2 separate regions of the Homo sapiens genome follow, and region 1 is linked to region 2. The links are chromatin loops, found by intact Hi-C in ENCODE. Cell type or tissue: CD4-positive, alpha-beta T cell. All regions are shown on one strand. Links, peaks and the distances in the headings refer to the core of each region. The heading gives the core; the rest is flanking DNA. Region 1 holds the start of IL1RN (interleukin 1 receptor antagonist). Region 2 holds the start of IL36B (interleukin 36 beta).

Region 1 (5,378 bases), core at 88-5,087, 76 kb after region 2:
ACCAAGACAGGCTCTGCACATTGTGTGGGGTAATGACACAGGGGGATTCAGACCTAGACTCCATAACTCCTGCCCCAGGGACCACCCCCACCCTCACCCTGTGCATGTCGACAAAGGACAGACTGGGCCACTTCTCAGGACACAGCGGGGAAATGACACAGAGCAGGGAGGTTCCAGGAGCCCCGAGCGTCTTTTCTCCAGGAGAATACTCTCTGAATTCAGACTGGGGTCAGAGAAACATTTACCCAGGAGCCGCAGTGTGGGTGGGGCTTTTTACTTGAAACGCTGTCTGAAGGCAGTGGCCAGGATGGAACTCTCCACCCTACCTTGGCAAGCCACTTCTCTTCTGCAATCTGTAAGGACATTGTTGAGAGAATTATGGTCTTCCAATTCCGGAGGGTTGAAGAAAGACAAATAGGAGAGAACCTATCATAGTCAGGTGCTAGCTGCCTTCTCTTTCAGAGAGTGTGAGAATAAAGTGATACACTTGATTATTAGCAAATACTTTGGAAATTTTAAACGCTAATATTCAACACACTCTGGAAGAGGCAAATAAGTAGACAGGTTCATATACATCATCTCCTTCAGCTAGTCCTCACAAAAACAAACAAATGAATAAACAAAATTCTTCTTTGGCCCTCATAGGAAGACACTGTTTCTTGAACGTGTTTCAAAAAGGATGGGTGACTCACTCAAGGTCACACTGTTTATGAGGACAGTACAGGAATACAGACATGCCATTTTGCCTGAAAAAATCCATCACCCAGGGAGGTGACACAATTTTGCAGAAATGTTCTATTTCCTCTGAAGGATACATTCTTTAAACCTTTGGGAAATTCATTCATAGTCTTCCTCCTTTGAAGGATTAACTCTCTGGACACAAAGTGTTTGATTCTGATTTGTTGGTTGGAAGATGTGTTGGTTGAGAGAAAGATTCTGATTTGTTGGTTGAAAATAGACTCATCAAGATCAACTGCTGTAGTAGTAAATATTTTGACATTTTGTCTGTATTCCTGTGCTGCCCTCACAAGCTGCATCACCTTGAGTGAGTCATTCATACTTTTTTGTTTGTTTTTGTTTTGGAGATGGAGTCTTACTCTGTTGCCTAGGCTGGAGTGCGGTGGCGTGATCTTGGCTCACTGCGACCTCCATCTCCTGGGTTCAAGTGATCCTCCTGCCTCAGCCTCCCGAGTAGCTGGGATTACAGGCACATGCCACCATCCCTGCTAATTTTTGCATTTTCAGTAGAGACGGAGTTTCACCATGTTGGTCAGGTTGGTCTTGAACTCCTGACCTCAGGTGATCCGCCCACCTCAGCCTCCCCAAGTGCTGGGATTACAGGTGTGAGCCACCGTGCCCAGCCCAGCCATCATTTTTGAAACACGTTTGAGAAATAGTGTCTTCCTTTGAGGGCCAAGGAGACATTTTTTTTGTTTATTTGTTTGTTTTTGTGAGGACTAGCTGAAGGGGGTGATGTATATTAACCTGCCTACTTATTTGCCTCTTCCCAGAGTGTGATGAATATTAGGGTTTAAAGTTTCTGAAGCATTTGTTAATAAAGCCCGGGGCTGGAGGTCAGAAGACCTGGATTTCTCTGCATACTTTTGCCATCAGCAAGCTGTGTGACCTTGGACAGATCCCTTTTTTGTCTAAATCTTTCTGAGTCTTCTTGAAAACAATGCCAGGTTGGGACAGGATGATTGCCAAGCTCCCGTCCAGCTCTAAAACACTGCAACGTATGCTTCTGCACCAGCACTGTCCATCCTGTAGATCATGCAGAAATTCTCTTCAACTTTTTCCTACCCATAAAATAGGAGCATGCTTACCTTTTTCCTAATGTTCCAGGCCCCGGGTCTAGAATATTGTAAGTAAGGAAGTTAATGTGTATCAGAGCCCATTATGGGCCAGAAGTTCTCCTCTTCCTTCCTACACCTGCTTCCTCCCTCCCTCCCTCCCTCTTTCCCTTCCTTCCTTCCATCCATTTGTGAAGAAGACATGATCACCCTCATTCTGAGAGTGAAGAGACAGAGGCTCAACTAATGAAATGATTTGTTCAAGGTCACACGGGTGGCACAAGGCAAGTGGCAGAGGTTGAATTTAGACCCATTCCTGTCCAAATGCTGAGTTTATGTCATCGTCCCGAGACCATAACTTTAAAGATGTAAGATAGTGGGAAAAGAGTTGATTTCAAAGCACCTCTCAGAAGGACTCACTTTACATCAGGGGTCAGCAGACTCAGGCCAAATCCGGTCCATTCCCCGCTTTTGCAAAGAAAGTTGTAGTGGAACACAGCTAGGCTTATTGATTTATGGATTGCCAACGTCCTTTTGTGAAACAGACAGCTGAGCTGAGTAATCGTGGCGCACAAAACCTAAAATATTTACTATCTCGTCCTTTACAGAATGTTTGCCAATCTATGGTCCGGAGTCCAAGGCTGTCCATTTTTCAAAGAACACAAAGTGACATGAGACTGTCCCATGTGCAGGGAGCCCTATCATTTTATTATGAAAAAACGGCCTTTCTGCTCAAATCTGTTTTTTAAAAAGTCAACAAACAGACTCTGGGTACCTGTCAGGAACAGTAGGGAGTTTGGTTTCCATTGTGCTCTTCTTCCCAGGAACTCAATGAAGGGGAAATAGAAATCTTAATTTTGGGGAAATTGCACAGGGGAAAAAGGGGAGGGAATCAGTTACAACACTCCATTGCGACACTTAGTGGGGTTGAAAGTGACAACAGCAAGGGTTTCTCTTTTTGGAAATGCGAGGAGGGTATTTCCGCTTCTCGCAGTGGGGCAGGGTGGCAGACGCCTAGCTTGGGTGAGTGACTATTTCTTTATAAACCACAACTCTGGGCCCGCAATGGCAGTCCACTGCCTTGCTGCAGTCACAGAATGGAAATCTGCAGAGGCCTCCGCAGTCACCTAATCACTCTCCTCCTCTTCCTGTTCCATTCAGAGACGATCTGCCGACCCTCTGGGAGAAAATCCAGCAAGATGCAAGCCTTCAGGTAAGGCTACCCCAAGGAGGAGAAGGTGAGGGTGGATCAGCTGGAGACTGGAAACATATCACAGCTGCCAGGGGCTGCCAGGCCCCAGAGGGCCTGAGAACTGGGTTTGGGCTGGAGAGGATGTCCATTATTCAAGAAAGAGGCTGTTACATGCATGGGCTTCAGGACTTGTGTTTCAAAATATCCCAGATGTGGATAGTGCGACCGGAGGGCTGTCTTACTTTCCCAGAGACTCAGGAACCCAGTGAGTAATAGATGCATGCCAAGGAGTGGGACTGCGATTCAGGCCTAGTTGAATGTGCTGACAGAGAAGCAGAGAGGGGCACCAGGGGCACAGCCCGAAGGCCCAGACTGATATGGGCAAGGCCTGTCTGTGCTGACATGTCGGAGGGTCCCACTCTCCAGGGACCTTGGTTTCCCCGTCTGTGACATCTGTGACATGAGAGTCACGATAACTCCTTGTGTGCCTTACAGGGTTGTTGTGAAAATTAAATGCACAGATAATAGCGTAACAGTATTCCGTGCATTGTAAAGAGCCTGAAAACCATTATGATTTGAAAATGGAATCGGCTTTGTGAGACCATCACTATTGTAAAGATGTGATGCTGATAGAAATGACAGGACTGCTTGTGCATGCCCTCTGCAGTGTGACATTCCAGCAGTGAAATCATGTTGGGGTGACTTCTCCCCCACTCTGACCTTTATGTTTGTCTGGGCCGAGGCTGCAAGTCGGGCTCTGTGGGTGTATGAGTGACAAGTCTCTCCCTTCCAGATATGGGGACTGTCTGCTTCCCTAGGTTGCCTCTCCCTGCTCTGATCAGCTAGAAGCTCCAGGAGATCCTCCTGGAGGCCCCAGCAGGTGATGTTTATCCCTCCAGACTGAGGCTAAATCTAGAAACTAGGATAATCACAAACAGGCCAATGCTGCCATATGCAAAGCACTTTGGTTTGCCTGGCCACCCCTCGTCGAGCATGTGGGCTCTTCAGAGCCACCTGATGAGGTGGGTACAGTTAGCCACACTTCACAGGTGAAGAGGTGAGGCACAGGTCCCAGGTCAGGCTGGCCAGAGCTCTGTTTATTACGTCTCACAGCTTTGAGTCCTGCTCTCAACCAGAGAGGCCCTTTACCAAGAAGAAAGGATTGGGACCCAGAATCAGGTCACTGGCTGAGGTAGAGAGGAAGCCGGGTTGTTCCCAAGGGTAGCTGCTCCTGCAGGACTCTGAGCAGGTCACCAGCTAATGGAGGAAAGGCTCTAGGGAAAGACCCTTCTGGTCTCAGACTCAGAGCGAGTTAGCTGCAAGGTGTTCCGTCTCTTGAAACTTCTACCTAGGTGCTATGGTAGCCACTAGTCTCAGGTGGCTATTTAAATTTATACTTAAATGAATGAAAATAGAAGAAAATTTAAAATCCAGACCCTTGGTCACACTATCCACATTTAAAGAGGTCAATAGCCACATGTGGTTAGTGGCCACCCTATTGGGCAGTGCAGCTACAGAACATTTTTGCATCCCAGAAAGTTCTTTTGGATGTTGCTGCTCTACAGCATGCTTTGCTGAAACAGAAGTGCCTTCCCTGGGAATCTCAGATGGGAAGCAAGTAAGGAGGGGAGTCAAATGTGGGCTCACTGCTCACCAGCTGTGAGGGTTGGGCCTGCCTCTTAACCATTGTCAGCCTCAGTCTTCTCATCCATGCATGCCGTGGGTATACTAAAATACTATACCCCTGGAAGAGCTGGATGCAAATTTGACAAGTTCTGGGGGACACAGGAAGGTGCCAAGCACAAGGCTGGGCACATGGTGGCTGTGCACTACAGCTGAGTCCTTTTCCTTTTCAGAATCTGGGATGTTAACCAGAAGACCTTCTATCTGAGGAACAACCAACTAGTTGCTGGATACTTGCAAGGACCAAATGTCAATTTAGAAGGTGAGTGGTTGCCAGGAAAGCCAATGTATGTGGGCATCACGTCACTTTGCCCGTCTGTCTGCAGCAGCATGGCCTGCCTGCACAAACCCTAGGTGCAATGTCCTAATCCTTGTTGGGTCTTTGTATTCAAGTTTGAAGCTGGGAGGGCCTGGCTACTGAAGGGCACATATGAGGGCAGCCTGAAGAGGGTGTGGAGAGGTAGAGTCTAGGTCAGAGGTCAGTGCCTATAGGCACAGTGGTCCCAGGGCCACAGCTGGGAAGGGCAAATACCAGAAGGCAAGGTTGACCATTCCCTTCCTCAAGTGCCTATTAAGGCTCCATGTTCCTATGTTGTTCAAACCCTAACTCAATCCCAAATTAATCCACCATGTATAAGGTTGAGCTATGTCTCTTATTCCTGGACACCATACTCAGCCATATTCTGGTCCACACATTAAACAAGCTGGAT
Region 2 (5,378 bases), core at 74-5,073:
ATTCCACCTGAAGGTACTAGAAAAAGGAGTAAAACAAGCTCAAAGCAAGGAGTGGGAAAGAAATTTATAAGATCGGAGCAAAAATCAATAGAATTGATTGCAGAAAGCAGTAGAGAATATTAATGAAGCTAAAATCTGATTATTAAAAAATCAAGAAAAATGAGAGGAGACTAATTACCAGTTTCATGAATAGAAGAGGGACATCACTACTGATTACACATACTTTAGAAGGGTAATAAGAGGATACTACAAACAAATTTATGCCCATAAATTTAACATCTTAGATAAAATGGACCAACATTTGGAAAGCCAAACTACTAAAACCCACAGAAGAAGTAAGTAACCTGAGTAATCCCATTTCTATGAAAGCAATTGAATTTATTTTAAAAATGTTTAATAATTTAAAATATGCTAGCTATTGTTCTTCTTAATGATGATGAAGAGGAAGCATCACACAATAATGATACTGATGATGGCAGTTGTGTTGGTGGGTGATGATGGTGATGGTGGAGCAAGTGGTGATGGTGCACATGCAAAAGAATGAAATTAGACCCTTATCTTATACCACATAAAAACATCAACTCAAAATGAATCAAAGACCTAAATGAAAGTTAAAGCCCTTAGAAGAAAACATAGGGGAAAGCTTTATCACATTGGATTTGGCAATGATTTCTTGCATATAGCACCAAAAAATAGGCAACAAAAGCAACAAAAGAAAAAATGGATACATTGGACTACATCAAAATTTAAAACTTCTGTACCTCAAATGACACTATTAATAGTATGTTAAGGTAACTCAGGGAATGGGAGGAAATAGGTGAAAGTCATATAAGGGGTTGACATCTAGAATATATATAGAACTCCTGTAACTCAACAACAAAAAAGCAAATAGCCCAGTTAAAAAATGGTCAAATGACTTGAGTAGACATTTCTCCAAATAATATATACTAATAGCCAATAAGCACATGAAAGGGTGCTCAACATCCCTAATAATTAGGAAAGCGTAAATCAAAACCACAATGATATACTGCTATTTCACACCCATTAAGATGGTTGCTATTAGAAAAAAATAGAAAATAACAAGTGTTGATGAGAATGTGGAGGAATTGGGTGGGGCGTGATGGCTTATGCCTGTAATCCCAGCACTTTCGGAGGCCGAGGTGGGCGGACCACCTGAGGTCAGGAGTTTGAGACCAGCTTGGTCACCATGGTGAAACCCTGTCTCTACTAAAAATACAAAAGTTAGCCAGGCATGGTGGCGTGCACCTGTAATCCCAGCTACTCAGGAAGCTGAGGCAGGAGAATCACTTGAACCTGAGAGGCAGAGGTTGAAGTGAGCTGAGATCACGCCACTTCACTCCAGCCTGGGCGACAAGAGTGAAACTCCGTCTAAAAAAAAAAAAAAGAATGTGGAGAAACTGGAACCCTTGTGCACTGTTGGTGGGAATGTAAAATGGTGCAACCACTGTGGAAAACGGTATGGTTGTTCCTCAAAAACTTAAACATAGAATTATCCATATGATCCAGGAGTTCCACCTCTGGGTATATTCACAAAGAATTGAAAGCAGAGACTTGAAAAGCTATTTGAACACCCATGTTCATAGCAGCATTATTCACAATACCCAAAAGGTGATGGCAACCCAAGTGTCCATCGACAGATGAACGAATAAAGAAAATGTGGTACACACACCACACAGCCTTAAAAGGAATGAAGTTCTGATACATGCTACAACATGGATGAATCTTGAAAGTAAACTCAGTTAAGTGAAATAAACTAATAACAAAAAAAAAAAAATACCGTGTAATTCCACGTATATGAGGCGCCTAAAGCAGTCAAATTCATAGAGATGGAAAGTAAAATGGTGGTTGCCAGGGGCCGCTGGGGAGAGGGGAGTGAGGAGTTATTGTTTTGTAGGTACAAAATTTCTGTTCTGCAAAACGAGAAGAGTTCTGGAGATGGATGGTGGTGATGGTTGCCCAACAATGTGAATGTCCTTAATGCCACTGAACTGTACACTTAAAAATGGTTAAAATGGTAATTTTTATATTATGTATATCTTACCACATTTAATAATAACAATTTAAAGATATATCAAAAGAGGCAAATGTGCAGACATCTATCGAATAAATAAGTTATCAAAAACAGCAAAAAGGGACAGATAATAATAATAAAAAAAGATAGTTTCTGTTTTTGAGGAGCCCACGAAAGCCACACATCACTGAGAAAGCCGAGGAGAGCTGGGGCTTTCTCAGGGGTAGCCCTGGTGCAGCTCCCTTGCCTCGTCTAGTCCTGCTTTAGATGCTCGCTACTCGGGTGAGGGCTGCAGATCCTTGTGGAAAGAGACAGAAAAAGAGGAAGAGAGCTTGAATTGGAGGCCGTGCCTCTCAGCGTGGCCTCCCGATCCTTGAATCGGAGGCCGTGCCTCTCAGCCTGGCCTCCTGATCCTTGAATCGGAGGCCGTGCCTCTCAGCGTGGCCTCCCGATCCTTGAATCGGAGGCCGTGCCTCTCATCGTGGCCTCCCGACCTAGCCTGGTGGAGAGCGCCCCCTGCCGGTAGATCCTGGCCCGGCACACTGAGAGCGGCAGGCCCCGCCGGAGGGGCCAGCGCAGGACCGGGGAGAATGGAGCTCAGCCAGTGCCTAGCCCTGGGTTTATTTCCAGTTTCCTGCTGGAGAGCAATGGTCAAACTACACAGTCCGGCGGAGGCGAGTCCGCAGGCTCTGGAAGCCTCTGAGGCACAGACGAGGAAAGCGCCTGAATGTGGATCTGGGGTACAGAAGTTGCCGGTGGCTCTGGCCCTGTTCATGGGACTCAGTCAGCAGAAACTGTGGGTGTGACACACACCGGAGCCTCACCTGCCCTGTGGACTGCCCACACTCTCTCTCAGAGCCTCACCTGCCCTGTGGACTGCCCACGCGCTCTCTCAGATCCCGGCCTGTGCACCTGGCCCTTCCCCAGCCTCCCAGGCAGAGGGTGCCACGGGGCTGAGGGCAGGCAACAAAGCCACTGGCCTCTGGCTCAGCACCCAGCTGCAGCCCTGTGGATCCTGGCCCACAGCCTCCCCATGACTTCACTGGCATCCAGGGTTTCTCGAAAGCGCTATGAGCCAAGTGGTACCCTTCCCCTCTGATGTGGCTGGGTTGGAGAGGGAGTCCTGGATGCAGCTGGAGGTCCCCTTCTGCTCACGGCTCCCTGGAGGCTGTGTCTGTGCATGCACACCATCACTCCTACTCCAGGAAGGACTTTCACGGATGTCCTCAGCTACCAAAAGTCACTCCAGGGAGTGATAAATTCCGTCCAACCCAAAGTGTGCCACACTCTGCTATGGGGCACTCCTTTGTCTCTGCACCAACTCTGTTGGTTTCTATTATCTTCTCTCCCTCTCTCCTTTTTTTTTTTTTTGAGACAGAGTCTTGCTCTGTTGCCCAGGATGAAGTGCAGTGACATGATCTCAGGTCACTGCAACTTTCACCTCCTGGGATTCAAGTGATTCTCGTGCCTCAGCCTCCCAAGTAGCTGGGATTACAGGTGTGCACCACTATGCCCAACTAGTTTTTGTATTTTTAGTAGAGACGGGGTTTCTTCATGTTTGCCAGGCTGGTCTTGAACTCCTGGCCTCAAGTGTTCTGCCCGCCTCTACCTCCCAAGGTACTGGGATTACAGGTGCGAGCCACTGCACCTGGCTGGTTTCTATTATCTTCTTAGAAAGCCTGTTGGTCCTTTGTGCAGACTCCTTCATTCCCCCAGCCTCGAGCTCTGCCTTCTATTCCAAATGTGTGAATTTATAAGCATTACACAGCTTATTTTTCATATTGGGGAATGGGTGTGAATTAGTATGAAGTCAAGCTGCAAGAGTACCAATACCAGGTCCATCTCTTACTAGTTTTGTGACCTTAGGTGACTTAGCCTCTCTAATTTTCGTTTTGTCTTATCAGTTAAATGGGAATAAGCATAGCACTTACCTTAGAGGACTGATGTGGGAATGAGGCAACATAATAGCTATATTGCTTTTATCACTGTACCTGACAGAGTGAATGTGTAACAAACGTTAACCTTTCTTGTCAGCAAATTTAAAACCTCACAGCATATTCTGCACTCATTACGCCAGTCTGTTGGAGCTGAGTCCATGCCTTTTTCTCTCTGCGTTGGGAAAGCCATGCTAGCTACATGCATTTTTGGTCATGAACCAGTCTTAGATTTAAGTCAATGTAAATTTGGCCTTTGCCGTGTTCTTAATGTCTTCTTTACATACCTAGGAAAAGTGAAGGAGAGGTGAGAAAGACAGAGTGGGGAGGAACCCGTGTCTGTGGGTTTGTGCTAGATGCCAACCTGGCTCTTCACATCCTCTGTCTCATCCAGTCAAGCAGCCACACTGAGTCCCCCAGCATGAGAACAGCTTCCACAGAGCAGGAGATTCTGGGTCTGAAATGAGGAGAGAGCTCCAGTCCCACCAGTGCCCTAGAGCATACCTCAGAATGCTCCTTTCTCCTGGTGGGATCCGTGGAGTCTGCCTGCTCTTCCAAGGATGCCTCAGCCTTTTAAGTAAGGCCTAGGGAGGGGCCCTGAAACTACCAGGACCTGAGGAGAAGCAGGATTCTCAGCGTGATTTCACACCACCCTAAGCCGCCGGGAATACTTGCTGCTCATTATCTCTCTATTGGAGTCTCATGGAACACATTGTGGGAAGTGCTATAGAATTCTAGGGACATAGTGGGCACCAAGTGAATATCAGTTACTTTAATTATTACTAAATTTATCTCCCTAACAGGAATTTACTATCTTACCATAATAAACTCTGCTTACATTCTCATATAGGTGAATACACCTGCCCTAAGTCATCTCTACAGCAAGAGCAGAGGCCACATCTACCTCCAGGGTTATTGCCATTCTCACAAAGGTGAGGATAAGTCACCACAGGGAACATTGCTTCTCTGCAGGCTGTGACACTTTCCAGGGCATATAAAGCCCATGAAGAACTGAGATGTTTGCTGAGAAGAGAGCATACCCACCGAAGACAGTGGAAAATGAAAAAACAACAGGAGTAGAAACTTCCCAATAGTGATGTCAAACTGTATTAGTTACTAATTGCTGTGTAACAGCAAACCTAGCGACCTAAAACAAACAAAAAAATTATTTAACAAAGACAGAGTCGGGAATAAGAAAACTGGCTTGGCTGGAGGGTTCGGCTCAGGGTGTCTGATTAGGTTGTAGGAAAGATGTCAGCCAAGGTTTCAGTCATCTGAAGGCTTGACTGGGACTGAAGGATCTGTTTGTAAGATTGCTCACTCAGACCATTGGCAGGAAACCACAGTTTCTCACCATGTGGGCTTCTATATAGGGGTGCTTGAATATCCTTATTAGATGGCAGCTGGCTTCA

Evidence for each region. Peaks named below come from ENCODE experiments on the same cell type or tissue, not always from the same donor. Only the 100,000 strongest peaks of a DNase experiment are listed, where the experiment ranks them.
Region 1: a loop joins it to region 2, with 6 times the contacts of the local background. A loop is called at or near these places in 2 of 110 quality-filtered maps.

The regions. Positions count from the first base shown.
Region 1 is chr2:113,124,735-113,130,112 of GRCh38, forward strand. It overlaps IL1RN (interleukin 1 receptor antagonist), which reads left to right and starts at 2,864. Exons shown (of 4, transcript NM_173842.3): 1 at 2,864-3,006; 2 at 4,842-4,930. The coding sequence starts at 2,891. In CD4-positive, alpha-beta T cell, for the core only: no CTCF peak of the experiment used is centred there; DNase peaks (open chromatin) are centred at 701 and 2,767; H3K4me3 peaks cover 1,139 bases.
Region 2 is chr2:113,048,564-113,053,941 of GRCh38, forward strand. IL36B (interleukin 36 beta) reads right to left here and starts at 4,304. Exons shown (of 5, transcript NM_173178.3): 1 at 4,254-4,304. In CD4-positive, alpha-beta T cell, for the core only: no CTCF peak of the experiment used is centred there; no DNase peak of the experiment used is centred there.